Linked DNA regions of Homo sapiens: region 1 is linked to region 2. A link is a loop called in an ENCODE intact Hi-C map of the cell type or tissue named here. Cell type or tissue: gastrocnemius medialis. All regions are shown on one strand.

Region 1 (5,000 bases), 1.1 Mb after region 2:
CCTCTGGCTCTCAGCAAGGCCTGACAATTGGAAGGATCCTGGAATGATGTTGCATCTCTGCATCTCCCTAGAGCCCTTGGCAGATCAAGCACTCTGACGCATGCCATGACTTGGAGTGGCAGGGACCACACCACAGCTGCCCTCAAATATCTGCTGAAGACTGAGTGCAAGGATGAAGATGACGGTTCTGCGAGGCTCTAAAGATGCAATGAGCACCAAAGGATTTCATGACCTCAAAGAACCAAATCTCAAGATTCGAAAAACATAGAACTTTAACAACAGCGAATTTTTCCTTAATGGTAAGGTTTTCTTGAAAAGGGATAAGCTCCTTACCATTGGAAGAATTTAAGCACAGGTATGATAGGTTGGTGGTTGCCAAACCCAGATAATTATCACTTGGGGAGCACATTAAAAATGCACATTCCAGGTTACCTCCTCTGAAGAGTCTTGGATTCAACTAGACACAAAGAGTGGTGCCCAGGAATCTGTATCTTGAAATGCTACCCACAAGTGAGTCTAACAATCATCCTGGTTTGGGAGCCACTGGGCCAGGTGACCATCTCTTAGGATGTAGTCCTCAACAAGGTGAACTCCTCTTTTTTTTTTTTTTTTTTTTTTTTTAGAGACAGGGTCTCATTCTGTTGCCCAGGTTGGAGTGCAGTGCAATAACGGCTCTCTGCAGCCTTGGCCTCCCAGGCTCAAGTGATCCTCCCACCTCAGCCTCCTGAGTAGATCGAACCATGTGTGTACGCCACCACGCCAGGCTAATTTTTGTATTTTTTGTAGAGACAGTGTTTCCCCATGTTGCTCAGGCTGGTCTCGAACTCCTGGGCTCAAGCAATTTGCCTGCCTCAGCCTCATGAACTGCTGGGATTATAGGTATGAGCCACTGCACCTGGCCCTACAAACTAAATACTTTTTAAGATCCTTTTCTAAATGAATACCTTCTACTTGCCCTCTCACCTGGGCTTCAAAACCTCTCCCTGTACCCTTCCTCAAATCCCCTTCCAGCTAAGTGTCTACCAGGATTAGAAAAATTATCTCAGAATCTTGCATTGTCTAAGAGACTATTCTGTGATGATAAAATGTTCTCTATCTGTGCCACATAAAACCGTGGCCACTAGCTAACCACTGAGCACTTAAAATGTGGCTGGCACTACTGAGGAACTGAATTTTAAATGTTATTAACACTTAATTTCAATTTTAATAGTCACATATGGCCAGTGGGTACCACAGAGGCCAGCACAGCTTCTCGTGAAAGAGAGCTTCTGTATTCTCAGTGGGATCCAGGCAAACAAGTAAATTCTGGCCCCACTCCCTCCACCACTCCTCTGGGCTCACCTCCAGTCTGAAGAGATGCACTGGATCACAGGGAGATTAAATTCAAAGAAGACTGCAGGCAAGGAGGGGCTCTGCAGCAGCTGTACCAGAGGCAACAGGTACAGGGAACACAGTGCCTAAACAAAAACTCTCACCCCCAAGGACTTTACCCTGTTCTGCCCAGAAACGTAATTAACACCAGCAGCTGTCATCCCATCCTGGGCAGTAGGGCCTGACACCTGGTGCCATTTCCCAGCTTCCCCAGAGCAAGCAGCCCTCGTTCTCAGGGATGACCTACAACATCCCTTAGTTGACTAATGCTGGAGTCTCAAAACTGGTTTGTACTGGAACTTTTGGCTCTACTAGGGTATAGAAGTCCAAGGGAGAGAAATTGAATCTCAAAAGAGGGAAAGAGAGAAAGCAAGCTATGTTTATTCCAGACCTCAAAAGGTTTCATCAGGAAAATAGATCATCTGTACATTTCCAAACACAACTGGCTTCTTGCCCAGCTATAGCACACAGGCCAAAATCAAACCTGACCAAGTACTCCAGATTAACATGTGTGGTCTTCTAGCCTTGATTTCTACCTCCCACTCACATTCTGGGCCCTTTTTTCCCAGCATCTGCCTTGACACAGACACACACTGAACCTACCAACAAGGTGGTTATCTGAGTTGAGAAGTAAGTATTCCCTCAGCCTTCTAAGACACAACACAGACCTGTGCAGCAGCAAAAAATGCCAGGTGGGAATCAGGAACCACCTGTCAAATTTAAACAGCTCTCAGTGTCCAGCGAGAGGAGACCAGCAACCTTCCAGGTGTGAGTGGATGCAACAGCTCTCTCACCTGGAGGACAAAGGAGAGGATTCTCTCTCAAGGTTCCCTCAGTCCAAGCACTGACTACTTCCCTTTGGAGACATAGCTGGCCTGCTGCAGAGACACAACCTCTCAGAGGAAAGGAGAGTGGAAAGTGTGGATGGGAAAGGAAGGACAAAAGAAAAACTACACAGGAAAAGCATTGCAGCGGGAGGGGCAAGAACCACCCATCACAGACCAGATATTCTTTCTGGCATTTTCTGGAAGATGGTTTTACCTGCTTCTTTCTTTATTTAAAAAAAAAAAAAAAAAAAGTAAGAAGAAGAAAGAAAGAGAAAAAAAGAAGAGAGAGAGAGAGAAAGAAACGAAAAGAAAGGAGAAAAGAAAAAGAGAGAGAAAGACAGACAGACATGTTGCAACTTCCTTTGTCACAGGACATGCTCAGGAACAAACAGACCCGACCCATTGCTTCACTTTCCCATCTGCACTAACGGTCAGCTCCATCCCAAGCCCTGACCTCTGTTCTCTCAGCTCCTGAGCTGAAGGACACAAACACGGCCTCCCTGTCTCCCTGCATGCAGTCTGCCCACTCCTTCACCTAGAAGGCTAAACTCAAGAAGGATGAGATTCTTCAGACCAAAAGAGAAGCCATATGAGGGCCCAAAGGAGGATAAAAAGGGCTCTGCCACAGCTTTAGCCCAGCCATTTCTTTTTCTTGCCTCCTTCGTGACTTCTCCTGGCTCTATGTGATGCGTTGGTTCACACCAATCTCAAGCATTGCCTATTACCAGATTCCTGGAGAGGCAGCATCTCTCCCTCCTCAGCCAGACAAAATACGGAGCCCCAGTGGAGTCCCTCACACTTCTCCTTAGAAACCATCCCACTGGACGTATTTTCATCTGCACCCTCCCCTGGCTGTGTCACAGGTATATGTCCATGAAGTATCCTCTGCCCATGCCAGGCAGTGATCCCACCCTCTACTTCCTCCCACCTTGAAGAGCCCATCATGTGTCTCTGCATCCTTTATTGGCCACCCTGGTGCCCAGACACTTACCCCCACCCACTCCCTGAAACTCTTCCTTCAGATACAAAACGAGGAACCACACCATCTGGCCTACAAGGGTCAAATGACAAAAATGCAAGAAATGGTAAGATCTGGATTTTGAGAGGAAGTCCTCTTTCATTCATTTTTATACACACGGGTGTTCGTTCCTCTAAACTGTATGTTTCCAAAGGCAGGGCCTACAACTTATTCATCTCATCGTAGCAATTTGCACAAAATAAGTATCCCATAAATATTGGATAAACTTAAAATTGCTAGGTCATCTAAGTACCCAATTATAATGGAGTCACAAAGGACCATTAGAGAGGCAATACTGTGAGCTGGAGGGAGCCTAGGTTTTAGAGTTAGACACACTTATTAATAAGCCTCAGGCTTTTGCCTTTGCACTTGCTATTCCTCTACCTGGTCCCCCTTCCCACCCCCCAAATAGCTTTTTTGTCTGTTTTATATACTGATGTATATCCAGAGCCCAAGATAATGCTTAGCACTTAGTAGGTGCTCAATAAATAATTGCTAAGGAATTATTCTGTACATGAACATGTTTCTTCTGTAAAATGGGGACTTTCACTTTGCAGTAAAAGGGTTATTTTAAGGATTAACAAGAATGTAAGTAAAACACCTAACACAATGCCTGATACATAGTATCTGCTCAATAAAGACTTGTTATTAATCTGGGAAACCTTCACAGAGTTGCTAAGTTTCCTACAGTGATCTGAATAATAGAAATTTGTTATATTGTATCAAAGTCTATCTGCTGTTTTGAGCTATCCTTAGGGGAGCTGTACAAGTCACTCTTGGCATTGCTAATTAATTTTCTTGAGTAGTAAGTTGCTTTGGATCTCAAGGGTATAGAAGGTACCCACAGGCAAATCCTGCTTAGAAAGGCAGGGGTCTAGTCTAAGCTGCTGGAAGGATCAATGTTCTAAATTCTTCTCATCTCATATAGCAGAGGTATTAAAGGGGTCTAAACCCAAGAGGATGACCCTTGACTGTTCTGCCATTCCAAGCTAATCCTGCCATCTGGGCCTCCTGATGGCCAGTCAGCAGGGAAGACAGGAGGCAGGCATGGAGAACAATAAACATTTATAAACATTGGCTGAATGAATAAAAACACTGCAGCCAGGAAAAAGGTGAAGTAACACTGTCCTGCAGAAACTGAGGACAGAGATGATGGCTCTTAGTCCCCGAGGCTCCCTGGGACCCAGGCCGACCACTTGTTTCCCAGCATCAGGTTATTTTCCCAGCAGTGCGGATGCAACAACAGTGATGAAAGGCTTTCGGTGCAGGAGTCCTTCAAGGTCAAGTCTAGTCCTGTTGATTTACAATGAGGAAACTGAGTGAGGCCCAGACAGGTCCTAGGACTTGCTTGGGGCCACACAGGTAGAGTTAGTAGCCAGGTCTCCCAGATTCCAGTCTAGTGTCAGGTTCTCTTTCTTGTGTAAATCTGTTGTGGCATGGAGTTAAGCAGCCCCATGAGGTTCAAACCTTTGACCTCAGTCCCAGCAACTGGGTACTTGATATAGTTTGGATATTTGGCCCCTCCAAATCTCATGTTGAAGTATGATCCCCAGTGTTGGAGGTGGGGCCCGGTGGGAGATGTTTGGGTCTTGGGGGCAGATCCCTCATGAATGGCTTGGTGCCCTCCTTGTGGCAGTGAGTTCTCGCTCTGAGTTCATAGAAGATCTGGTTGTTAAAAAGAGTCGAGGGCCTCCCCCACCCCCATGCTCCCTCTTCTCGACATGTGACATGCCTGCTCCCCCTTCAACTTCCCCCATGAGCAAAAGCTTCCTGAGGTCCTCACC
Region 2 (5,000 bases):
TGATTTTCCTATTTTTGTCCCTCATCTGGTTCTTTTCCTCCTTGCTCACCAGCCTGGGTTCTACACACATGACATGGGGCATTGTGTGTTCCCAATGAGGATAGCAGAACAGTTGGTATCTCCTGAGAGAGGGGCCAGCATATCTGGCACTTTTTTCTTGACCTTTGAATTTCTGAGGTCTGGGAGTCAGGAGGCAGCATGGGGCCTCTCCATCCGGGATCCAGCAGAGGTTAACAGAGTTGGTGGCTCTGGAGCTGAGGTGGTGTGGCTTGGCTGGGAGTTGTGGGGGAGAGGCCCTGCCAGGGGCCCTGATTGGTCAGTACCTTCTCTATTCCATTGAATCCTGGTCCGGTCAGCTCTGTGAATTGTTTAATGCATATCTTGGCTCTGTCCCCTGGCTCGAGTGTCCCTAAGGCTGCAGCCACAGCTTTAGAGAGGATCTGTACCTTGTGCTGGTCACTTTTTTTGGGCGTGTTACCTCCCTCTGAGATATGTAAGAGATACCACCCTTTCCCACCAGCCGGCTGTCTGTGGGAGGCCCTCATTTTGCTTTGCTTTTCTGAGACTTGGAGTGACTGTGAGGAAAGCATGGACTGAGTTTGCTTTCTTGCTGGTTCCTTCCACAAGAGCTGCTCATGGGCTGATAAAGCCAGAGAACACCTCCAGGGCCCCATGGCCTGTGCGGAGCCTGGTACCATAGTGTCAAGCCTACAGGGATGGACTGGGGACATGGGGGCAGATAGAGCCACGTGGGGAGGTGGTATGTGTGGTTAGATCACAGGAGCAAGTCCAGGAGGGTGTGGGAGGACAAGTCCAGTGCTCAGCCAGGGCTGCCTGTCATGGCCCAGGATGGATGTGTGCATCTCCTGTGAAGGATTTGCGTCTGAGTGCCTGGTACTGAAGGTAGGATGGTGCCCCGATCAGGGTCTATAATGAGGCATGAAGGTATGAGATGGGCATCAGAGTTGTTGGTCCAAGGGAAACTGACCTTTTTAAAGGGCTCTCCTCTCCTTATCTGATTTCATCCTCAGAACAACCATATGACATAGGGATCACTTCCCTTTTATAGTTAAAGAAACAGATTAAGTGACTTAACCCAAGGTTATGCATTTGGTAAGTGAGGTTGTTGAGATTTAAATGCATGCACTTCTTATTCCAAAGCCTCTACGTTATCTTTACTCTTTTGGGCTGAAGTCAGACATTTTTGTGAACTAAGATTCTCAGAGGACTGATGTGAACCAGAGTGAAAAGGCAGACACCCGAAGGAACTTTCCAGTCACTGGGGACGGTTGTGCCGCATTCCTTTAGGGGGAGGCAGGGCAGACCCAAATGCCCTTTGGTAGCCATGGACAGGCAGAGCTGAGTAAGGCCAGTACATGGCGTCTGCTGCTGTGTACGGAGCCTCTGCTATGTGCCAGGGACTGTGCCAGGCGCTAGAGATACAGAACTTGACAAAGCCAACTTTCCACTTTCATGGGGCATACATTCTAGTGTGGAGAGACACCGCTAATAATGATTTTTAAAAAGAATTTAAAAATGTACAGGGTAGACATATATGGAGATTGTGTGGGGATGAAAAGGGGGACCCCCCACACACATAAGGAGGAGAATTCAGATGATGGTCAGAGGGTTCTAGAGACTTAGGACCTCAGCCATCTGAAGCCACATCAATTGAGCTTTCCTTCAGGGAGTTAGGACTGACACAAACTAACCCCCTCTTTTTTCCTAATAACTTGGGAAATCCATCCAAGGTCCCCATGGCTTACAGGAACTTGTCGTGAGTCAGGGATCAAGGTGGAGTAGATGTCAAGCCTTTGGTCTCCGGCAGACTGGTTCTCTCCTGTCTGCCATGGTTGCTGTTGGCCTTCTGCCTCACACCCTCCCAGGCACCAGCTGACTTCTTTCCTCAGCCTGGTCACTGTGCCCCACACTTGTCCATGCAGCACAGGGAAACGTGCAGGTTAGGTCTTTGCCGAGCCATTGGTCAAATGTTCCTGCAGGAGGCTGGTTCTGAACTCAGCCTGTCCTGCCAGAACGAGCCGTTCCCAGAGCTAATCGTCTCACGATAGGGAAGGGATGGGCACCAGGCATAGAGAAGTGACCTGTGCCAGATGCTTGGTTGAGCTGTGTCTTGAGAGGCGGAGGCAGGTTGGTGGTGCTGGGGACAGGGCAGGCATGTGTCATGTGTTCAGCGCATGTAGCTCCAGGGCTCGGGACTTGTTTACTTGGTGGAAGAGGCAGCGGACCTGCGGAGTCAGGCCATGTGATTGTTGGCTCTTTGGCTGATCATGGACAGCTGACCCGCCGGACTGCACACACTGCCATCTGCTGCCAGGGGTCTGAAGTTGCACAGGGATGAGGTAGTGTAGTTGGGGGTGCTCAGGGAGGAGGAGGGTCAGGAAAGTGGGGTTTGTGTTGCTCTGTGTTGAGTCAGCCGACCCTGATTCTGGTCCTAGCTCTTGTTGGTAAAAACTCACTCACTTTCCTCCTTTCAGCTCCAGTTTCATTATCTATGAAATGAGGGGATGGAACCAGAATCTCTTTGGAGGTTCCAGCTGTATCCTGGGGCCTCCCTGAATGTTCATGGAGATGTTCCTTAGCCAGTAATTCAAGATGAGGAAAACTAGGCCCAGGTTTCCACAAGAGAAGGGGAGGGATCTTGATGACCTGTCTCAGAGCGGCTGAAGTGGTACTGTTGGAATTAGGGTGGGTGGGTGGGAGGAGGTAGTTTTTAAAGACCTCCCAGAAGTGGAAGCAGAGGGCTGGAGGTTTCGTGAAGGTGTTGATGAGGATCCACCGGGTGGTAGGGGACATGGCTACGCGCTTCCCCCGGGAGGCTTGTTGGAGATGGGTTTATGTGGGAGCTGCTGGGGGTGCCTGCTGTCCTGCAAGGGGCTGACCCAAGGGACCCTGCTCTAGGAAAGATGCTCCGTCCTGTCTGGCCCTAAACCCTGGAGAGAGAATGCAGCTGTGGTTTGAGGGAGGGTCTGTGCCCCTTGCTGTCAGGAAGTTTTCCTTTATATTTAGCCTTCTCTTTTCATGTATTTTTTGAGGCCCTCGACTAAAAAATTAAATTTAATTTTAAAAAATAACAATGAAAAAAATAAAAAATAAACAAAAATATCTCAGAGCCACTGGTTCCATTTTGGCTTTTTAGTCTTGAGTCACTCTTAAAAAGATAGCAAAATAAAACACATGCAGGAAAGCCGAAGGTCCCAGGCCCAGCCAGATGGGGGCTAGGAGTGGCTGGGACTCTGGCCTAGCTTCTCCATGGCAGCGTTAGTCCCAGACGTACACCACTTCTGCAAGGCTGTGTGGGTAGGAGCCCCTGGGGCTGAGGGGGCACATTGTGCAATCTGCTAAGCAGAATGTAGAGTTTTAAAATAGCTACCTTTCTCCAAGACACTATCTGCTTGCCGCTTTGTGGGATGTTTACCTGGGATTAATAATAGCTGAGTGCCACCCCACTGCCAGTATGGAATAGCAAACAGCGATCTGGGCTAGGACTCAGGCAGGAGAGGAATGGAGTAATAACCATCGTATCAGCTCACATAGTTCTTTTCATACTTGCTGGCTCATTTGGTCCTCACACAACCCTGAGAGGGTAGGTGGTCTTATCCTTGTCGTTGGTAAAACTGAACCTGAGAGTCAATCCTGCCAAGATCTGACTGCTTGTAGCCGCTTCTCGTGGGTCTCCCATCTAGGTCCTCTGACTTCAGCTGTTATTTCTCTGGGTTCTGACTAGTGGGGCAGGGACAGGAGTAGGGGAGTGGAGTCTTTGGCAGTTTCCTTAATTTCTGAAGGCCTTAGAGGGCCTAGAGATGCCTTTTCTATGTGTTGAATGGGAAACGGAACCTCAGCATGTCCAGGTTCTCCAACTCTCTGATTCTTCAGACTTCTTGGAGCTCTTGTGAGAACTGGCTTGCACTTTTTGGCTGGGAAGCCAGCCACTCACCATGTGTTCTTGGAGAGGTTTCCTGTATTTGGAAGCTTCTGGAATATGTGATGCATCAAACCACTGTGACACATCTGTATGGCACCTCATGCCTATGCACACAGGCATGCTTCTGCTGAGTGCAGCTCACTTAGAGATGAGGCCCAGTGTAGGGTTTTTGAAATTTTTCCAACACATTTGTAAGAGATGCCCTGAGCCTTGCCCAGCATGCATGTTGTGTGTATGCTACCTGTTTGCTGGCTAATGTACAGCGCCTGCTGGAAGCCTTGGCTAATGTACAATGTAAAGTAAGGGACTAGAAACACTGGCTTTAGTTCTGAGTGTCTGCTTCATGATTGACTTGAAAAAGTAGGGCTTACCCACAGAGAGAAAGGTGGGTAAGAGAACTCGTGGGTGTCAGTTTTCCTTAAAGGCAGAGCATAATCCCCCACTCTTTATAAGGGCTGGTAAGGCAGAGTATTGGACAGCAGGACTTCTTGGCCAGTTAGCCCTCTTGAGTGACCTTTGTTTAAATAGACCCAGAACTTGTATGAAGGAGGAAATAATGGTTTATCTTTATTTACAGCGGATTTAGCCATGATGGTTTAGGCTTTTTCTGGGGGTATTCCTTTAGGACAGTTGAGGTTGGACAGGGGCAGCATGCATATGTGTCTCTAAATGTCTGTCCTTTGGTATTTCCTGAATGCATCCTTGGCTCATACTGAAACCCTGTGATGGGGAATCCACAGCGGAATTGTTTTAGTGGATAAAGCCTTCTGTAGCTTCATGTGTGAAGATTTGTCATGTTGGATCCAGTTCATTCTGTCCACTTGAAGGATGGAAAAGAGAGTGGGCAGAACTTGCAGCAAGGAGAGTGATTTGGGCTAGACTTCTGGGAGAACTGTGCATCACCTCTGCTGAGGGTTCCTGAGGAAAGATGAAGCCTCTTTATTTGAGGTAGGAGACTCGGTGTCCTCCACAGGATCCTCCCAGTCCCAAGTCTGTGGCACTTTGAGACAGTCCCTGGAACAGCATGAGGTTTGGGTGCCAGGATCTAGAGCAGGCA

What was found. A loop is a pair of places that touch in the nucleus more often than their neighbours do. Peaks named below come from ENCODE experiments on the same cell type or tissue, not always from the same donor. Only the 100,000 strongest peaks of a DNase experiment are listed, where the experiment ranks them.
Region 1: it touches region 2 in a loop (3-fold over the local background); 2 of 110 quality-filtered maps call a loop at or near these places.

What each region holds. Positions count from the first base shown.
Region 1 is chr1:206,697,453-206,702,452 of GRCh38, reverse strand. All of the region lies in intron 1 of MAPKAPK2 (MAPK activated protein kinase 2), which reads right to left. Among named protein-coding and RNA genes, the nearest start is that of MAPKAPK2, 15 kb to the right of the region's middle. In gastrocnemius medialis, no CTCF peak of the experiment used is centred here; DNase peaks (open chromatin) are centred at 1,562, 2,632 and 3,102; H3K4me3 peaks cover 500 bases; H3K27ac peaks cover 5,000 bases.
Region 2 is chr1:207,809,381-207,814,380 of GRCh38, reverse strand. All of the region lies in intron 4 of MIR29B2CHG (MIR29B2 and MIR29C host gene), which reads left to right. Among named protein-coding and RNA genes, the nearest start is that of MIR29B2, 9.4 kb to the right of the region's middle. In gastrocnemius medialis, a CTCF peak has its summit at 2,333 (motif pointing left); DNase peaks (open chromatin) are centred at 400, 1,340, 2,220, 3,330 and 3 weaker places; H3K4me3 peaks cover 3,867 bases; H3K27ac peaks cover 5,000 bases.